4 separate regions of the Mus musculus genome follow, and all the other regions are linked to region 2. The links are chromatin loops, found by intact Hi-C in ENCODE. Cell type or tissue: left cerebral cortex. All regions are shown on one strand.

Region 1 (5,000 bases), 310 kb before region 2:
TAGCCATGTTTTATTGGGAAATTGCCTATCAAAATCCCTGCCACTTCCACTGTTTTCTTTCTTATGCTATTTCAAATAATGAAAAACAATTGTGATATTTTCCCTTTCTTAAAATTAGTGTGTTATTTTAGTTTTTTTCAAAACCTATTTTTATTGATGGTTCTTAAACACTTTAACCTCCTTTTTAGCCTACCACCCACAACAGGTAGTAGGAAAAAAAAAAAGATATGGGGAGATGGACCTGTTTAGAAATGGGTCTTTAGAGCAACTCCCATCTGTGTTGTCTAGAAATGGTAGTTCATTTCACAAGTCAGCAGCAGCTGCTAGATCCACTTGCAAACATTGCACAGATATAACAACTGTCCAGTTTGATAGAGTCAGGATAGCTGACACAAATCAACAATAGTGGCCCTACCTAGCAGAGCCAGGCCTCAATCTCAGCACAAGTCAGCAGGAGGGACCAGCAGAAATGCCAGAAGAAATTCTTGGCTGTGTCTCTCTCAGTTAAGCAAAGATGAGTAAAGACATCAGACCAACACAATGTACAGCTCACTCTATAAGCGAACCTAGCCCACCTACATTACAGTCCATTGGGCCTATTTGTACTCCCTCCAAATATCATGTGTCCTCCCTGAGTCTTGCCTCATCTCCTGTCTTGACTTGTCAGTGATTCTGTCTCAGCTAACATCACTCTGCCAATCAGCACAAATCTGCAGAAGTGGCAAGAAACTACAGCACCCCACCAGAAGTTTTTTGTTGTGTTTCTCTCAATGGAGTATGGAACTCAACTACCCAGTGCGAAGCGGACCAATACACAGGCGTCATTTTCAAAGAATTCTTCATCATGTGTCCTTTCATGTGCTTGCTTTAGCAGAACATCCTCTCACCTGAGTCTGATACAGCAAAATGTTCCTTCACAAGTTTGCCGCAGCAAAACACCATCCAACACAACCGACTATCCAAATAACCCTTAAGTTTCCACTTCATGAGTGACTCTGAAGGGAAATGAAGATGGCGCCTCAAAAGCTGATCCTGAGGAAAGGCTGAATCTTCAACTATCTCCGAGCCTGCTTTTATCCAGCTAGATCTCTAATAAAGTAAGCATGTTGTATAATACCACATGTCATTGTCATTAGATTATCCAGTTTCCAGTTCACTCTTAGTGATATTATGATACTAGGTTTTCATTAGCATATGTTGATTATAATTAATAATGGGAATATTTCCACCAATACATACAGCACACATTGGTTATAACCAAACCAACTTTCATGCCACCCTGTTCCTCACATCCTTCCTATAAACCACTAATCATGAATATATTCTAGCTTCAACATATGGAAAAATAGATTTAAGAGAATTATCAAATGCAAAGCAGTATTATGCATTCTTAATTTAAGAACGCATTGCCATGTTAATTGAGAGGCAAATACTCTCATAGTAATGTACTAGTCAGTGTATCATCATCCTCAGTATAAACACTCAGAACAAAAACCCTCAGTAGTTTTCAAACTTGCATTTTTTTCCCAGCATAGAGAGGGAGGGACAAAAAGGCAGGTATTTTAGAAAGAGTAAATGTATTCTCTGATGTTTAGGTTCCATTGAAAGCTCGTGAAAGCTTTTCTCTGCATCCCTACTTTGTGTGTCTTCTAGCATAATTTTCTTGTCTGGTCTTTCTACATAAGTATGTAAAAAATGAGGGGGTCTCTCTTACTCTAAGCTAAATTTTAGCGCTCATGACTATGTATGAGATCTGATTTCACTACAGTTTGTGAATATTGGCCTAATTTTTAGTCTCTTTAACTGAGCAACAACAATTTATATAACCATTCTATTTGTTCTGGTTCAGCCTTTCCTTTCCCATGTAGCTGCCAACATCAGTTACCAGATGTTAAAGAATTACAGACATTTTATACTTGCATTATGAAAGATGTCTGTAATAGCCCATCTCTGCTGGAGCCACACCACAGCAATGCACCCATAGAAATCGGCTCAAAAGGATGCTTTTGCTGTCTTCTGAGCCCATCCTTCCCAAACTAGGGAGTAGTTGCACCTGACCTTGAAAATGACTAGATATAATGAGAGTGTGCTCAAATTTTCTTTTACTTTCAAAAAAAACAGTGTTACTACCTGTTGGGAAAACAGAGGCTGAGCTTTCTAAAAAGCCTATCAATGACAGTGTGGATTTTCCTTTCTTGGAATGTATTTTTAGACCCAGCCAGGGAGTTGGGGAGAGGCCAGGCAGGGAGGATTTCATGTAGGGAGGTTATCAACATCACTCTATCTTTTGTGCTTCAGCAGGAGAGATGCTGCTAGTTTCTGAGTTTGCCTTTGGTCATCCTGTCTTTCCTTTTAATGAATTTTCTCACAGGAGGAAACACAAAAGACAGCATTTTACAACCAAAACTCAAGAGCTAAAACAACCAAATGCTATTACACACAAAATGGTTTCACAAAACACCTTGCAAGATTGAGTGTGATTGCTCTCTGGCTGAAAAATGAGATAGCGCAACATAAGCTTCTTCCCACAACACTGAATTAAGCATCTTTGAAAGACTCAATGTCAAGAAGACAAAAATACCAGCAAATGCAAAATTAAACAGAAGTGTCTTATAACTTCCCAGCAACAAATTCTAGTTCCGAGAGTGTTCAAGCAGCTGCCTAGTGCTACCCCCTTTGTTTCCTTTTCTCACATTCTTTCCTTCCATGAAAAGAGAAAGATAGAAATAAGAAAGCTATATAAAGAACTCCCAGAATCCTACAGAACAGGCTAAATGTATTTCAATCTACTTTGTCAAATTTTCAATTACCACATCTTAGTCCTGCAAGTCAGCAGAGTGATTCATCTATTCTTTTGCATGACATAAAATGGGGGCTTTATTTGTATACCCCTTTGCCATTGAAACAAAGAATTTTAATGCCTACTCAGAGCTATAGTACATCTGTTTGCTGAGTTGTCAAAGATAAAAAGGATGGCTTCTCCCTTTAGTTTTTTAAATGTTAAAATACAGAAGTTCAAAGAAAAGAGGCAGAGATACAGATTTGGGAGAGGAGTATCAGTTCATTTACACTGCAGCTGTTGTTAGCTGATTGCATGTCTTCTGGTAGAAGCTGGTCCTAGATTTGGGGTCTGGTATTCAGGAATTCTTTGCATGGCATGGGAACAAAGAGAATAAACAACAGAGTTTCTCTCTAGCATTTGTAAGAATATGAGTTGTTACCATCAAGGGTAGAATAAGAGGCTACTGCATGGAGTCTCCCAGCTTTCTGAGAACAGTTAATCTTCCTAATCTAACTGTGTATCCTTTACTGGAAGGAGATTTTGGCATCTAGGTACAATCTCTCAGAACATCTTAAATATCTAGTACATGGCTCAACCCATTAAGGAATGCATTTGGAAAAGAGGAAAATTCAAAACAACAAACCAGTACATCTATGGGCTGCCTTGTGTTGCTTAAGCTCCATCACTCCACACTCATGTTCTTCTAATCTTGAGGCAGGATACAAGATGGGGAAAACTGTAGGGATCTGGAAAAGAAAATGAGGCACTTACTCAATATTGCCTGAAGCTTCTTGTCAGTTGAAAATCCAGAATCCAGCCCAGTAACATATATTTAAGGGCTTTCTTTCTTACTAGATGAAAACCTGTGCTTTTCTAAGCATCTCACCAGAAATCCCATTTACAGAAAGCAGCATGAACTAAACCCCTTGAGTGTCTATAGCAGCTCCTGGTTTTAACTTATGAGACTGGAATAATGTTGAAAGTCATTTTGAAATCTCAGTTACTAAAAAGCAAAAGGAAGAAAAATAACAGGTTCTCAGAAAATTTTTGCGATGTAACTTGAGAAGCACCAATATGGTGTGCATGACTAATAAGACAACTGATTGAGACTTTATCCAGAGCCCATACATTCCTATATTACTTTCTTTCTCTTAAGCTTTATGTTTATAAGACAACTGATTGAGACTTTATCCAGAGCCCATACATTCCTATATTACTTTCTTTCTCTTAAGCTTTATGTTTATAACCGAGGTCCATATATATCTTAATAATGTGACTCTTCTTAAGGAAGTTTCCTCTATGCTTTATGTATGCTTTTATCATTTTTCTGAATGTCTTCCCTTCTATATTCAATAGAATTCCAATTCTGTTTCTCCCTGAGTAACCCTGAGATTCCTGTCTATACTGAAGTTACAAGTCCTGAGTTTGCCTAGTCAAAGTCCCTAAAAATAAATGCTTCTGGCTGCAGAGGCTATCGTGTGGAACAATAACTCATTCACCACTGGGACACCCTGAGCATAAAACCACAAAGCAAGGATTGTCTCAGTAGGCCTTACTGAAAGTTCCTGGAATCATTTCTTTCCTTTGAATTGGCTGTTTTCAAAAGATAAATTTAATCAGACATCTCTGTTTTTCCCTCCCATTTTTCATATTTAGTTAAGCTCTTCCAGGAAACATCCTTCCACATCTTGAGACTGACAGTAATTCCAGATGCAGTTACGCTGACGCAAAGGCTTTTAGGAATTTTCAGTCATTGTTAAGACAAAGAGGCTTCTTAATAAACTACTGTACTTCACACTCTTGTCCTTACATCCCATACATGTATGTCAAAATCTCATCTTGGTTCAGTGACAGTGTTTTTGGTGTGTGTGTGCAGAAAAATAAAAAGGGAAGAACCTCTTTAAAGAGTCTATCATTTTGCTTGGGAAGGTATTCCTTCATAGTCAGAATGAAAGCTGTCTTACTTATTGGTTTCAGTGATATTTTCTGAAAACAAAACAGGCAATGACAAAATTTCCACTGCAGTGTAACAGCCTCATCCAGCCAGCATCTTCATTGCTCTCACAGCCTTGCCAGCAGAACCACATCAGAAACCTGCCAAAATAAATTTCTGTTAGCCAAAGTGTCAGTGTTTCCAAGTTAAAGTGACATTAGGAAGTTTTAATCAGAAATGAGTTGGAGAAGGCAAGATTCATACACAAGAGGTTTGTTCTTTGCC
Region 2 (5,000 bases):
ACATGTAGCTAAAATATCCAAAGTCTTATTTTTGTGTCAAAGAGATGGCTCAGCAGGTAAGGGCATCTACTCCTTTCAGAGCACCTAAGTTCAATTCCCAGCTCCAAATCAGTAACTTAGAATTCCAGTATCAAAGAGACCTTTAGTCTCCATAGCATCTGAACTCATTTGCACATATTCTCAGACACACATTTTTTTTAGCTTTTAAATCAATTAGTAGCATTAATACAATAAATTCTGCTTTCACTGTCTTGGACCAAATACTGTAAGTCAATTCTATGTTTTTAACCATTTCTTTATGAAATTTGAAATACCTTGCTAGGTGTCTATGTTTACAAATGAAAAAAGCAGATGATTCCATCAAGATTTCCCACATGGACAGAGGAAATAGACACATATAAGGAAAGATTATTAGAATTCTCTCAAATGAGTGTATAGGTAAAGAATTACCACAACAGGCTGGCATTTGCAAGCTGGAGAAACATGGAAGTTGGTAATATATCTCAGTTGAAGTTAGAAGCCTTCAGAACTAGAGAACCTAGGTCAAATATCCAAGAAGCCTCTTCCTCCTCCTCCTCCTCCTCCTCCTCCTCCTCCTCCTCCTCCTCCTCCTCCTCCTCCACCACCACCACCACCTTTGTCCACATCCTGAGGACTACAAGAATCAAAGTAGTCTGCTTTATATTACATTGTGTTAGGATGTTTGGCTTTAAAGATTTCTGTTGGCTTTGCTTACCTGCATTCCATTAAAAATTTTTAAATTAATTTTTGGCTTGGCCAGAATTTCTAACAACTTCTGAAATAAACCTAATATACTCCTGTCATTTTGTAATAGGTATTTCTTCAAAGTGAAGTCCTCAGCATTGGCAATTGCAAAATTAAAATATGGATGACTCTGAAAATATTGAAAATAGTCTATGTCCTACATATAGTATCAAATATTCACCCAATATTTAATTCTGTATTTAAAAATAAGCAAACATTTCCCTCATTAGTGTACAAATTTATTTTAATAATAATGAATGGTAAAATTGCATCTATACAACAGGATTATCTTAAAATAAATTCTTCATGATTGATTATCAATTCATTTTTATTTGATTACCTATTTTACATAAATATCCATTGGGTGTAACAGGATGGTGAGTTGAGAACATTTAAGATGTGACATTATATGCCACAAATATGGACAGTTAGTATATCTGTCTTAGTCACTGTTCTATTGCTGTGAAGATACAACATAACCAAGGCAAAAATAAAAATTGGGGTTGTTTACAGTTTCAGAGGTTCATCCACGATCATCATTAGTAGGGAGCATGTGACATGGAGGTAGACATGGTGATAGAGAAGGAGCAACTGAGTGTTGTATATCCTCTTCTTCTTCCTCCTCCTCCTCCTCCTCCGTAGGCAGTAGGAATAGAAAAACAATAGGCTTCGCATGGACTTTTGAAACCTCAAAGACCATTTGAGTGACACACTTCCTCCAACAAGGCCATCATCCCTCCTAATCCCTCTCATCCTTTCAAGTAGCGACCCTCCCTAGTGATTAAGCATTCAATTATATGAGCCTACGGAGACCTTTCTAATTTAGACTGCCATACAACTCATTAATATTTTTAAATATAAATTTGAAAATACCATTCTATTCTAGAAATACCCTAACATATATATGCATAAGTAATACCTAATATTATCTGGGTGTTCTCTCATCAGTCAAGTTGATGTGTAAAATAAACTGTTAGAGTAGTCCCACCTGCATGCACTAACCCTCCCAACATCACCATTCATTCTTAAAATACATCATTACACGTAGATTTTCAGGTCATTTTTCTTCAGGGCTATAAATCAAACCCAGAATTTTATGCTTTACCACTGAGCTACATCTCCAGAACCCTCTACCCCATTTGATTCCAGCAGAATCTATTACTTCTTCCAAATGAGAAGCAATTGGTTCACAGTCAGTTGTCCAGTGGTCTCATATGGTAGTTCTTTCCTCCTGCTTCTATTAATCACATCAAAGATTCTGCAATCAGGAGAAGCCATACAGTTCGCTGGCAGTATGAGGTGAAGACTGTATTTGAGATATAATAAAAACTCACAAAAATAAGACATAGAAGGCATAGGGGATGCATTCCACTAATTTTATAGTCTTATTTTTTCAGTATAAAATTTTTCCACATTGTTATTATTACACATATATGTGCATAAATATACAAATACAATTATGTGAATCCATTTGATGTTGCTTGTATGTATATGATTTCAGGGCTGGCACCTTGGTGTTACATAGCCAACTAAAGGGTCTCATGCATCTTTCTTATATCACTTAGTTGCCTATAGTTCTTTGTCCAGTGTTAGGGTCCCTGTGAGATTTTTCACTTACCTTAGCACTGTACTAGTGCTATCCTTGTCAGATCTTGTTTAAGTTGCCATATGGTTGAGGTATCATGAGTCATTTCAAAGAGATACTATCTAAAGCAGATTTCCACATTCTCTGAGTCTTATTATAAATGTATGTAATGGATCTGGGAACCCCATGAATAGTTTTTCTCTGCATTTGGACAAGTTGTGGCTTTCTTTGGTGGTCTCTGTTGCAAAGAGAAGTTTCCTTGATGAGGGTTGAAAGCTACGCTTGTCTGTGGGTGTAAGGGTTTTTTGAATACAGGTAGTTAAGTATGCTGTTTTAGAAAAGTGGTAGTAAGAAGTTCTCCTTTAATAACACAGGTGACAGAAGCCCTGGGTTTCCAGTATCAGTTTTCCCTTCAGCAATAGGACCTTACCATCATGTTTTAATAGGCTCCCAAGCGCAAGGGCAAAAGCCTGTATTGTTTGGCCTTTCTCCAGTATACATTTCACCAACAATTTAGCATCCTACAACAAGCACTGGACTTTTTATTTCACAACAAATGGCTTCTAGAAGGAGCAGAATTTCCTGTGTGAGACAACTGTAAGTAAATTCTTCTCTCCTCCCTAAGCACTCTAAAATAGTAGGTATCCATATGGCTTTTTCAAATGCCTTTAGTTAGTTCTATACTGCCTACACTGATGTTTTGATTTCAGTGGGAAGATCAGTCTTACCTAAAAGTCCTGGAGCCTGTGAGTTTTGCTGTATGGAAACAGAGATTAAGGTAGGGAGGGGGAGACATCTATGCTCTTCCTACTGTGATCAGACTGTAAAACTAGGCTTTAGATAAATATTTGGTTATTTTTCTTCCTGGAAAGAATGACATTCTATTTTTAGTTTGTTTTTGTCTTTCAGGTTTTCTTTTTGATTTGTTGTTTTCTTAGGTTTGTTTATTTTCTCTCCAGCCCTGTTAAAAACACTGACATTCTTTTCTTTGAAGGAAAACTCCCATATACAACTAAAAGCAGTATTTCTCACATTTTAGGTTCATTTCCTAACCTACATAAAATGATATTTCCTAACCATTTTTTCCTTATGTAGTCAAATACCACTTTGAGTATTGAGAATAATTTATGTAAATTAAGTTAGCATTGTATTCTAATTTTTCTAAATTTGTAGTGCATTAATTGTGAATCCCCCATTTTAGTTTCTTTTTAATTTTGACTCTGAGAATTCCTAGGTTGTGAATCACTTCATATTGGAGCATTGCTGAGATCTACAGGAGATACTCAGCCAGGGCAATCTAATGCTTTTTTCTGGGCATTATAAGTAATATTCATTTTGATAATAAAATTCTTAGAGTTAACTTGGAAGCTCATGATTTTCTCACTATAGAGAAAAATAAATATTGGTTTACATGGTCATATGAAACACAAATCTGAATATCTATGTCTTTGTTTCTAGTAACTGTTTTCTCCTGACCTGGTAAGAAGTTATGTTTGAATGCTTATCCATGGACAAGAACATTTATTCAGATCCCTGTATTTAGATGTATTGGATATAGTTCATTTTGAGTGCTCAGAGCACAGCCTTGACACCTCTAGATAAATCTGATGTAAAAAACTCTTGTCTCAAGCCATAGATTAAATTTTGTTATCATTTTTCACTGATAGACATTCCACACTTGTATTTTGGCAATTGTAGATTTTCTTTTCTTGCCTCTAAACTCAATTCATTGTGCATTTAATTTTAATTTTGTTTTGTATATACACTTTTCTGTCTTTGTAAGTTATATACCATGTCTCTTGGTGAGTTTAAAATGAAGATGTCGCCAGGTATACAGGTGGACATGTTTCTTATTTGTCATGTCGACTTAGCAGCTCCTGTAATATCCTTCATCATGTGGGATACACAAGCAGGATGAGGGCAGAGATGAGGCACCCAGATAGCAGGCAAGCTAATGAAGGAGAAAGGAGAACAGATAGAACAATGTAAGCCTTGTAACTTGTCACAGAAACCCCTTTGCAGGGGAGATGAGATGAGATGAGATGAAATGAGCTAGTTTCTACATCTTGCTGTTCAAGCATAGAGCTTGGATCTTCAGTGTTTGTGTACAAGCCAGATGTGGTGGCTCACTCAGTAAACCTAATATTGAAGGAATTGTCAGTGGAGGCAGGAGGCTGGATCTGTGTAATTCACTTTGTAGCAAGGTAAGTCAAAATGGTGAAAACCACATTTAGCAAGAAACCCTGTCTGAAAAAAAATTAAAGTATGAAGAGAGCCATAGAATAAGACACGAGGCATTGACTTCTAGCCTCAACATATTGCCTACACACACTGAGAGACACACACATATACTCAGACACACACAAAGAGAGAGAGAGAGAGAGAGAGAGAGAGAGAGAGAGAGAGAGAGTAATCTTTCCTTCTAAAACCTCTTATTAATGGAAAATGTTGGTATTAGCAGTACACAAGCAACCTTTACTAAAATAATTTGAAAGCATGTGAGATCATTGATGACATGGAATGCAAAACATATAGTGGATAAAATCAATCATTACCTCCATAGTCAATCAGGATGAGATAGCCTGAGAAGGTTGTATGAATGCACTGCCAGATTTGTAGAGGTTAAATTTAGGAAGGCTCGTGTTGTATA
Region 3 (5,000 bases), 920 kb before region 2:
CGTCAGTTATTAGTGGCTCAAATTACATAGTAGATAATGAAAGGGGCTTGAATATCCTCCTATGATATTTCCATGTATTTATTATACTTGATTATAAACATGAACTTTGTTGTTAATGAATAATTTACTTATCTAAGTTATTTGTGGGCATACTGTATATTGAACATATTTTCTTTTACACTCAGTTCTTCTCTTTCTCAGGAACTCCAGTATGTGTGCTTTGTCCTGCTAGACAATTTTATGTCTACTTTCATCTCTCTCTCTCTCTCTCTCTCTCTCTCTCTCTCTCTCTCTCTCTCTCTCTCACACACACACACACACACACACACACACACACACACACATACACACACACAATTTTATGAAACTATATAATTAACATACTTTCAGTTTTGTACTTTTATAGATGATAGTTAATATTCAAATATTTGCTTAGTTTTAAAAATATTTTTGATCAAATAGAATTGCATTACATCTTCTTTTTCCCTCCATTCTTTCCTAGTTAACTTATCTCTGCTATACTCTCTCACTCTCAAGTTAGTAGTTGCCACATTTCTTTGATTATATTTGTTACACACACACACATTCACAGATCCTGGTGAATTAATTTTTGTTACGTAATTTCAAAGATTACTGATGCACATTGAATAAGCAATAGAGAGCCCTGGAAGAGGCTAATTCTTTGAGCAGTTAATAGTTATTTGTAGTTCTTTGTCTTGGGATGGAAGTCTGTGAAACATTTCCCCTTCAATGTTAAAGTTTCCATTGATTGTTTCAATCTTGTTAATACCAGTCTTATTTATAGTAAAAGATGTCTCTTCTAAAATTCTGGTTCTTACAATCATTCTACCCCGTCTTTCCTGATGTTCTCTGATCCATAGATATATGCATCTTAAGGATACATTGATAATCTATATTATTTTAGGTGTCATTTGAACTACCCTGGCCAACTCTTTGAAGAGCTTTCTTGCATCTGGTTCTAGGGTTTGTTATTGTATGGTTCTTGGTGGAAGCACTGTTAGCTCTGGTGATTTAACTTCCTTTAAGATATCCTACTTTTTTTTTTTTTTGACTCTCTGACACCCACCAACCCCTTGCCTCCTTACATATTCTCTCTCTCCATTCAAATCTTTTTGCTTTGTTTTGTGACTCACTGAGTTTTTCCAGAGGCATATGTATGATCAGGTTTTGAAACTATCTATTGGAGTCTAGTAGATGCACCACTGCACAATCACCAGAAAGAAATGATTTCCTTGTGCCCAGAATCCTTCATTACTTAATACGTCAGCTGTGTGGACTAAGACCTGGAGAAACTCTCCCTGGTACTTGATTGACTGTTTTTGGGTCTAGTCTTGTGTAGACCCAGAACAGGCAAGTACATTTGCAGTGAGAAAAGTATGTATTATTTTTTTTTACATGTCCAGAAGAAATAATGAAGGGCTGTTCTAAGCTTTATCAAGGTCCTACTGTAGACTTTTACTTAAACTGTGAGTCAGGGGCTTTGGTTATGGACGAGAGTCCATCAAATGGAAGAAACTGGTCTTTGAATGATGAAAAGGAGACCAACAAGGCCAAGTAATTAAAGATCCAGCTGTTTATTTATCCAAAGTCTATTTGTAGGAAAGCTGGCATTAGGCAGTGTACATTAGCATCATGCACTTATAAAATAGATATTTCCACATCCAGTGAAGTGTTTATAAAAGAGGCACTTTTATTTTCCAAATTAGAGTGCTGGTTTGAGAAATTGCCACACTACTTGCTTTTTAAGTTTGAAATATATAAACTCAAAATCTTGGTGAAATGAACTGATCTGGAATGGCTGAGATATACACACCCACATTCATTTCAATATACTGATCCCCTGAAGTACTTTTGGGTTTGATTATCTTTCAGTTTTCATAAGCTTTACTGCTTGTCTATGAGCTTATTTCTTACACTTTTCTTTCCACTCTTCAATTACATAGATATTTTTATCTCCTGGAAGGCATCTGGAGTGAGCTGTTGAAGGCCTAGTTCTGGATTTATTGATAATTGAGGTCTGCCTAGTGATTAATCAGAGCACTATGATCTGTTTATAGCTCATGACAGTTAATCAGGTGTGTTACAGCACTGGGAAGAGGAGACAATCCAATTCTCTCCCTGTATCTCTGAATTTCCCCTTCTGCTCTTAAATACAGCTTAATACGCAGCTTCTCAGCATCCCAGTGAATCTGAACTGACATCCGCAGTTTGTTGCAGTTAATGCCTATCATGGAAATAATGTTTTGAGCAGAACAACATTAGCCCTCACTGACTGTGGAGATACAGTACCAGGACATTAGGTTAAGATAGGTTTTGGCATCAGACAGAAGTAATCAGTTGCATGACTGAAGCAAGTAGTTCACTCTGCCCTGGTAGAAATATCAATGACTCTCATAGGTTTTAACAGCCTTGTAAACAGAGTTTTATAATCCTGTCTCAGGCCCAGATCAGAAATGAGAATAGAAAACCAGATGCTACATACATTTTATGGAACCACAAAAGAGAATTTATTTCATATTCTTAAAAAAATATACTTAATGATTTAGACTCTGATCCACATAATCATCCTGGGATTCCAGGGCCAGTGTCAACAGGAAGACAAAGATAGACAATGAAAGAGACAAAGAGAGGGAAAGAGAGAAAAGAAAGAGAATGCGAATATTATCACTAAGGTAAACCTGAACGTGAACTTGATTTTATCTTTTTTTTTCTTGCTCATTGTCTGATAAGCAACTAAGCATACTACAATGTCAACTGAAAAGTGGCGTTTGGATTTATAGCCAAGGACAATGGGAAAGAGCTTTGGCACACAAACTAATTCTCTTGTCACCTTGTGTAATATGAGAAAATGACTGACAGCACTTGCCCAGGTATGACCTAGCTGGAGAAGCAAGAAAAAACAGGAAGACATCCAAAAATAATTATGTTCTAAAATTTACAGTACTGACACTAGATGAGAGGGGAGATGAGAGCAGAGAGATCTGTGTGCTAAATTAAGTAGGAGAAAGTTTTCTGGCAGTGAGACTGGCCATCTGTTCTTTTAAAGAATAACAAGCAGAGAGGAGGGGACAGGACATTTTTTATTTCTATGTTCCAAACTCTTTAATTGTTTTGAAAATGTTCAGTGTTGAGCCTTAGGTTCACACCCACAAAGAAGAGACAGACACTTGCTTGATCATTTGGTCATTGAACTTTGGTGTCTATGATTCTTTCTAAAATGGAGTCACATCTCCTCTGAAGTGGACAGGTTATGTTGTGGCCCGGAATGAAGGAATCTCCTGAAATGAGTCTTCCTGGACCACCTGTTCAGAAGGTCCTACATAGGATACTATCTAATTCAATGATTCTCTGTGAAGATGGCCTCCATATGAAATATGTGCTTTTCTTCTCTATTTTATCTTTCACAAGAGTCCATGAAGGCTGAGACCTCATTCACTGTTTCAGTTCTTGGGAAAATATCTATAATGAGAAAAATACTCAATGGGAATTTCTTTGGTGAAAAAAAATGAATAATGTATTTTTTGAGAGACAGTTGAGAAATGTTTAGCCAGAATTTTGAATGTATGCAACATACTAACAGACTAATATCCTCCAGATCTGGGAACTTTTGGAGTCTCAGAAATTCTTTGATGCACTCAAACCACGACAATTTTAAATAATGGTCCCATATGTCCTGTTGAAATAGATTTTTCTCGCTTTTGGGTAGAGACTTGGAATTGTGAAATCTGTGTTCTTTCCCCTGAAATGACCAAATTTTGTCTCCACTACAACTCTGGGTTCTACACAAATTATGAAAGACTCTGACTGAATGAGGTCTTTTTACTATTCTAATGGAAACAACTCTGAGGCAAAGCCACTGAGGCAAAGACTCTCCAAAATGGAGTCTGGAATTTCGAAGAGGTTTGTATTCACCACTGCTAAATGTCAAAGTACAGAAATCCCACAGAGAGGCAGCTGAAGTCACAATTAATTTCTTGTTTCGCATCATCTTTTGGGTAAGAATATCTTAGGCAACTGACCAGTCATAATATGTTTGCCACCAATGAATTGTTTTCATAACTATTTTACAGAACTCCCAAGTGAAGACTTTCTCTTGTGCATTTGTTAGGGATTTAGAGTTGCCCCAATTAGAGACAATCAAATTGTAAATTTTTTAACATCATGCCACTCATGTTATTCTTTTGTTAAAACTAATTTGCAAGATTGTTTGGAAATTGATAATACATACCTTTAATTAGGACATTGTACAATATATACATGTATCAGTACATAATAGTGTATCCTATAAGTACATCAATTTAAACACCAATTGTAAATGAAAGTTAAAAAGTGAATTGAGAAAGACCAGTTATGATAAAGTTCTATTTTAACTTATTGATTATTTGTTATTCAAAATATATTTTTATAAGTGAAACTACTAGTAGGCAAATAAGCTTCTATGTAGGATTGCTCCTAAAGGCTGTTGGGACATGATCAAGTGGCCATTGTAAGTCATTATCTTTGAAATGGTACCATATTTTAAATGACACAAAGCAGGTAGAAGGAATTAGGGACATAGAGCAGAAGAGAGTAAACACAAGTTGGAACTAGGATAATTGGAAAAGATTGCATCTCTCACCTCATCTTTGCTGGTTTGTGCTATGAAGAGGTCACACTTTCTGTTTAAGACCTAAACACAAACTGTTCAATATGTCAAAGCAAAGGAAGTGGAAGGGGGGCAGCTCCAATTTCACTTTCTACCCAATGATAGTGTTGTGAGCCCACCGATGATTGGCCAGGTATGTGAGCCACTAGCATGACTGAGGCTTGAATTCTTCTGCCTTGTTCTACACTAGAGGGACTCCTGTGATCCTATTGAACATGAAATATCTTCAGTTTGGCAGAAATGAACTGAAGAGATTTCATGTTCCAAAGTCTTGCAGGTAATATTTCACTTTAAGAAGTAGGTATGTGACTTTGTGACAAGATATTTTTCCAAT
Region 4 (5,000 bases), 720 kb before region 2:
CCAAATACCACATGGGATGCTGATGACCTGAGCATAATTTTATCCAAAAGACTCCTCTCCGAGGTCTGATTTTCATCATACTAGAAGTCCCCGTGCAAACTTACAAAGAAGCAAAACAACTATCCAGCAGTAATGCCATGAACCACCACTATTAGCATGGTATGATAAACCCAAAAGTTAAATATATATAAACATATATGATGTGGTGATAACCAACAGCTCTCTAATTGTGCTGAAATTGTACTTAAAATCCACTCAACATGAGGAAAACATCTGGTAGACCCAGACAGCTATCCAAGGTTAGTGAAATCATCGATCTTAGAAATTTATAGCTAACACTCCTCAAACTCAAAGATGTAATTGTCACAACTCATCAAGTAAACCTCCCTTTGTGACAGATGAAGACCATTACAGAAAACTACAACAAATCAAAATACAAAATTGTAGAACCCAGTCCTAATGGATACATCTACAAAACACTCCTAAAACTGCTGGTTATCTAATACCATGTGGTCAGTCTTTAAATAGTATATCTAAGAGTAACATTGTACAGACCGAGGAACTCATATGTATATATTTAGTTATGAATGTGTGTGTGTGTGTGTGTGTGTGTGTGTGTGTGTGTGTGTGTATGTGTGTGTGTGTGAATAATTAAAGGGTAAGAAATCATGATTTGATAGAGAACATGGAGGGTACATAGGCAGGGTTGGATGAAGGAAAAAAGAGGGGGGAAATTATATAATTTCATTTTTAAAAATTATTAAAAAGTTATAATTTTCGCACAAAGAACCTCTAAGGATTCCATTAAGTTCATGTTGTGTTGGACAGAGGCTGCTGGGAATGGGATTTAAAATTCATAAAACTCAAGAAGGTTAACAAGCTGAAGGGCCCAAGTGAGGATGCCTCAATCCCACTTGGGGGAGAAGAAAGCAATCACTGGGGTGGGGAGGCAGAGGGAGAGAGGGACCTGAGTAAGAAAGGGGGCAGGAAGGGAGAAAGAGGAACATGATCAGATATTGAGGGGGAACAGGACTTAAGCCCCAAGGGCAAGCAGAAAGAATGGAAACAGGTAACTTCAGGGATAGGAGGTAAGGCATCAGGGGGCGTGGGGGTGGGCTCTAGAACATACCAGAGACCTGGGAGGTTAGAGACTATGACAGGGAAGGACCTTAGATTAAATACTCTACAGTGGGGATAGGGAACTTTTAGGATCGACCTCTAGTAGAAAGACAGGACATCAACTGGAAGGATGGGGTTGCTATCCCACAGTCAAAACTTTGACACAGGATTGTTCCTGTCTGAAGGAAGTGCAGGGACAAAAATGGAGAAGAGCCTGAGGGAATGGAAGTCCAGTGACAGGCCCAAATTGGGATCCAGCTCAAGGGGAGTCCCCAAGGCCTGATACTATTACTGATGCTATAGTGTGTTTATAAACAGTAGCCTAGCATGACTGCTCTCTTAGAGGTCCAACAAGCTGCTGAAAAAGTCAGATTGCAGATACTTACACCCAGCCAATGGACAAAAACCTGGGGACCACTGTTATTGAATTAGGGAAAAGCTGAAAGAAGCTGAGAGTGCTTTTTGAAAGAGTTAATAGAACAGGATCCATCTTAATGTGGATGCTGTTGTCTATCAATGGGAAGTCTAAGTTTAGAAATGAATGAAAAAGAGAAAGCAGTGGGAGCCCCTGGCTGAGGATGCAATCTGACCAGCTGCTCCACATTTCTGCCACAGTGCCATCTGTGCCATGCTGGGCTGCAACTTCTTCAACCCGAGTGAAAGATACCTTTCTCTTCTGGCTTTTGTCAGATATTTGGACTGAGCAAAAAACAAACAAACAAACAAACAAACAAACAATACATCTGTATTCTCTCTCAGAGAAGAAAAGCAAAACATTCACGTTACTGTGTGTCTTACTAATAGGAACCTTGATCCCTTGTGTTGTTTCACTTGTGCCTTAAAAGAGAAGCTCAGAAATGTTCAGAGCAGCTTTTGTTGGTGTCTTGTGTTCTTGTGAAGGAAAAGAAAGTACTTTTCAAAAGAAATGAGCAACGCCTCCAATATGTCTAAGCAGCTGTGGTTTCTATTCATAGCAAACAAGTAGATAATTCGCTAAACTAAAACCCATCCCAGCATCCGGGCATCTATTGTTCACACAGCCCAGCATCAGCTCAATGAGCATTTATGGGGATTTTTGCACTTGCTCTAAAGTCAGTTTCATAAAGTGGGGGCCGGTAGCTTCAGCTTCCCCTCTGTCCTGTATTCTGAACTTGTAATGACTCAGATCTCCTAAGAGATCTGGGGAGATCAGTAGATATAACTACCCAGTGGCTTTTACCCACTTTGCAGGTTGAGAAAAATATTCAAATTCCCAGTGACTTGGGATACAGCTGGCACCCTGATATGGTAGAGGTACTCTGAGTTCTAGTGGATCAAGGTCATAGTTGCTGAATAAATGATTTCAGAGACCATGTCTATAACCATATCTATTTTTTGATTGCAGAGATTTACAATTATCATGCTGAAATTCAAACTTTCCTAGGCCGGTTTATATTGAAAGGGATTCAGTCTGGCTTAGAACTGACAGCTGGCTTTACTATTATTTTCAGTGAGTTAAAATACCATAGATGTACAAAAGTAGAAGATAGTTTGAGCAGCCACTAACACCCATCACCAGATTGAACAATTCATATCCCTAGTCTTGTTAACTCTTTAACTTCTCCTTAATCTTCCATGCCTAAAAGCATGCCCCAGACATGTATCATTTTCTTTCTGAATAGTTAAATGTATTTTTAAAAGATAAAATCATAAAATGTAGCAATATTTCCATATCCAACAAAAATGAAATCTTCAGTACCATTCTTCATCCAGTTTGTGTGTCAATTTCTGTTTATAGAAAATGTCCTTTAGAATTGGTTTGCTTGAATTAGGGCTCCAAAGTGTTATATGTAGCACTGACATAACTCTGACAGCATGTCCACTTCTATTCCTTTTCCATATCCTGCTCTTCCTATTATACAGTATAGTTGATGGTAATTAGGGGAACTGAATAAAAAGGGACCGAGTAGATTCTACATTTGTGACAGACAAGCTATTCAAGATATGGCTTAAGCTTTTGATTTGATTTGGAGTCCATGTCTTAGTTAGGGTTTTATTGCTGTGAATAGACACCAAGAAAGAACACGGTAACTCTTATAAAGAAAAACATTTAATTGGCGCTCACTTACAGTTTCAGAGATGAGTGCATTATCACCATAGCAGGAAACATGGTAGCATGCAGGCAGGCACAGTGCCTGACACAGAGACAGAGCTGAGAGTTCTACATCTGAACTGACAGCAGGAAGAAAGACTAAACCACTAGGTTTAGATTGAACTTCTCAGTCCTCAAAGCCCACTCCCAGTGACATATCTCCTCCATTCAGTCACTCCTACTCCACCAAGGCAATATCTCCTAATAGTGCCATTCCCTATGGGACTATGGAGCCACTTTTATTCGAACTACCACAGGCCAAGCTAGAAAGATGCTGTACCTATTTTTTTTAAAAGCAGGAATTCACATTAGAGTACTAGATTTTACATTGCATTACAGTGCATTACATTTTCACATTAGAGTATTAGATTTTGCATTGCATTACATCAAGAGGCTCATGGCTTCCAGTGTTGCCCATTTAATCCACTAGTTTGAAGTTTTATTTTCTAGAGAATAACACTCACCTAGGTATTATCATGGGGCATGCAGGAAAAAAATTTAAGCTAGTAACTTCATGATTGTCTAATCAAGAACTTTCCACAATCATTGCATGGCTATTGGAGATCTATTTAAATAGTTTCTTTCTTTTACCAGTTTTTAAATACTAAATTGATGCTTGTGTAGCTTCCAAAAACAACTGATAGTTGCCTTTCAAGGTCTTCACTAAATGTTTTAGAACATTTAGCTTGCTTGCTTGCTGCTTCCCTTCCCTTCCCTTCCCTTCCCTTCCCTTTCCTCCCCTCCCCTCCCCTTCCCTTCCCTTCCCTTCCCTCTTCCCTCCCCTCCCCTTCCCTCTTCCCTCTTCTTCCCTCTTTCCTCTTCCCTCTTCTTCCCTCTTCTTCCCTCTTCCCTCTTCCTCTTCCCTCTTCCCTCTTCCCTCTTCCCTCTTTCCTTCCCTTCCCTTCCCTTCCTCCGCTCTTTCTTTCCTTCTTTCTTCCTCCCTCCCTCCCTCCCTCCCTCCCTCCCTCCCTCCCTCCCTTCCTTCCTTCCTTCCTTCCTTCCTTCCTTCCTTCCTTCCTTCCTTCCTTCCTTCCTTCCTTCTTTCCTTCCCCCCTCAAACAAAACAAAACAAAAACCTGGTCTTCTCTTAATGTTTTAGTCATTTAGATATTTCATTCATTTACTTATTTTATTCCCAGAAATGCTCATCATAATTATTGAAACCTTTCTTGGCAGTTGATTCAGCCTTGATGGATGCTTTGTTGCTTTCTAGTTATGAGCTACTAAGAATCAATCTTAGACACTCCTCCCATTACAGTCAGGAATTGCTTTAGTGGGATCACACTTATGCCTCTGATGATGTCACTATATTATCAGTAATGTAACCAGGCTGTTCAAGTGGACAAAACTAGGAAATATGTTTCAGAAGAGTAATGCAACAGACAGATCATAAACCCGTAGTGGTATCTCTAGATCAAGTTAGAGTGATCTTCAATCTATGATTGATTTTTCTACTTAGCTACCTATTTGTTCAATAATGTAATAGTAATTTTCAAAACCATATATTTTCTCATTTGTTAATATTAACTTAAAAATACCAACATCACTAAGAATAATAACTGATAAATGCTGGTTAAAATTCCTTTTTGTATATATCATTATGGCATTGTGCATGTGTGTGTGAAAGAAAGAGTAAGACCACAAGAAAGAAAAAGAAAGAGAGGAGGTGGGGCAAGAAAGTTAAGATTTTTTTTTTCATTTAGTTTATAAGTTGCAATTTCATTTCTATCACAGGTTTTGGTGATAGGAA

What was found. A loop is a pair of places that touch in the nucleus more often than their neighbours do. Peaks named below come from ENCODE experiments on the same cell type or tissue, not always from the same donor. Only the 100,000 strongest peaks of a DNase experiment are listed, where the experiment ranks them.
Region 1: a loop joins it to region 2, with 4 times the contacts of the local background. A loop is called at or near these places in 2 of 42 quality-filtered maps.
Region 3: it touches region 2 in a loop (5-fold over the local background); 2 of 42 quality-filtered maps call a loop at or near these places.
Region 4: it touches region 2 in a loop (4-fold over the local background); 5 of 42 quality-filtered maps call a loop at or near these places.

The regions. Positions count from the first base shown.
Region 1 is chr17:54,667,259-54,672,258 of GRCm38, reverse strand. No RefSeq gene overlaps it. Among named protein-coding and RNA genes, the nearest start is that of Gm26291, 18 kb to the right of the region's middle. In left cerebral cortex, no CTCF peak of the experiment used is centred here; a DNase peak (open chromatin) is centred at 2,561; H3K27ac peaks cover 1,765 bases.
Region 2 is chr17:54,361,196-54,366,195 of GRCm38, reverse strand. The region is part of intron 1 of 1700025K24Rik (RIKEN cDNA 1700025K24 gene); the gene reads left to right. Among named protein-coding and RNA genes, the nearest start is that of 1700025K24Rik, 6.4 kb to the left of the region's middle. In left cerebral cortex, no CTCF peak of the experiment used is centred here; DNase peaks (open chromatin) are centred at 2,496 and 2,865; H3K27ac peaks cover 567 bases.
Region 3 is chr17:55,279,507-55,284,506 of GRCm38, reverse strand. No RefSeq gene overlaps it. Among named protein-coding and RNA genes, the nearest start is that of St6gal2, 160 kb to the left of the region's middle. In left cerebral cortex, no CTCF peak of the experiment used is centred here; DNase peaks (open chromatin) are centred at 2,164 and 3,032; H3K27ac peaks cover 1,895 bases.
Region 4 is chr17:55,080,625-55,085,624 of GRCm38, reverse strand. No RefSeq gene overlaps it. Among named protein-coding and RNA genes, the nearest start is that of Gm32055, 230 kb to the right of the region's middle. In left cerebral cortex, no CTCF peak of the experiment used is centred here; DNase peaks (open chromatin) are centred at 1,723 and 2,066; H3K27ac peaks cover 1,213 bases.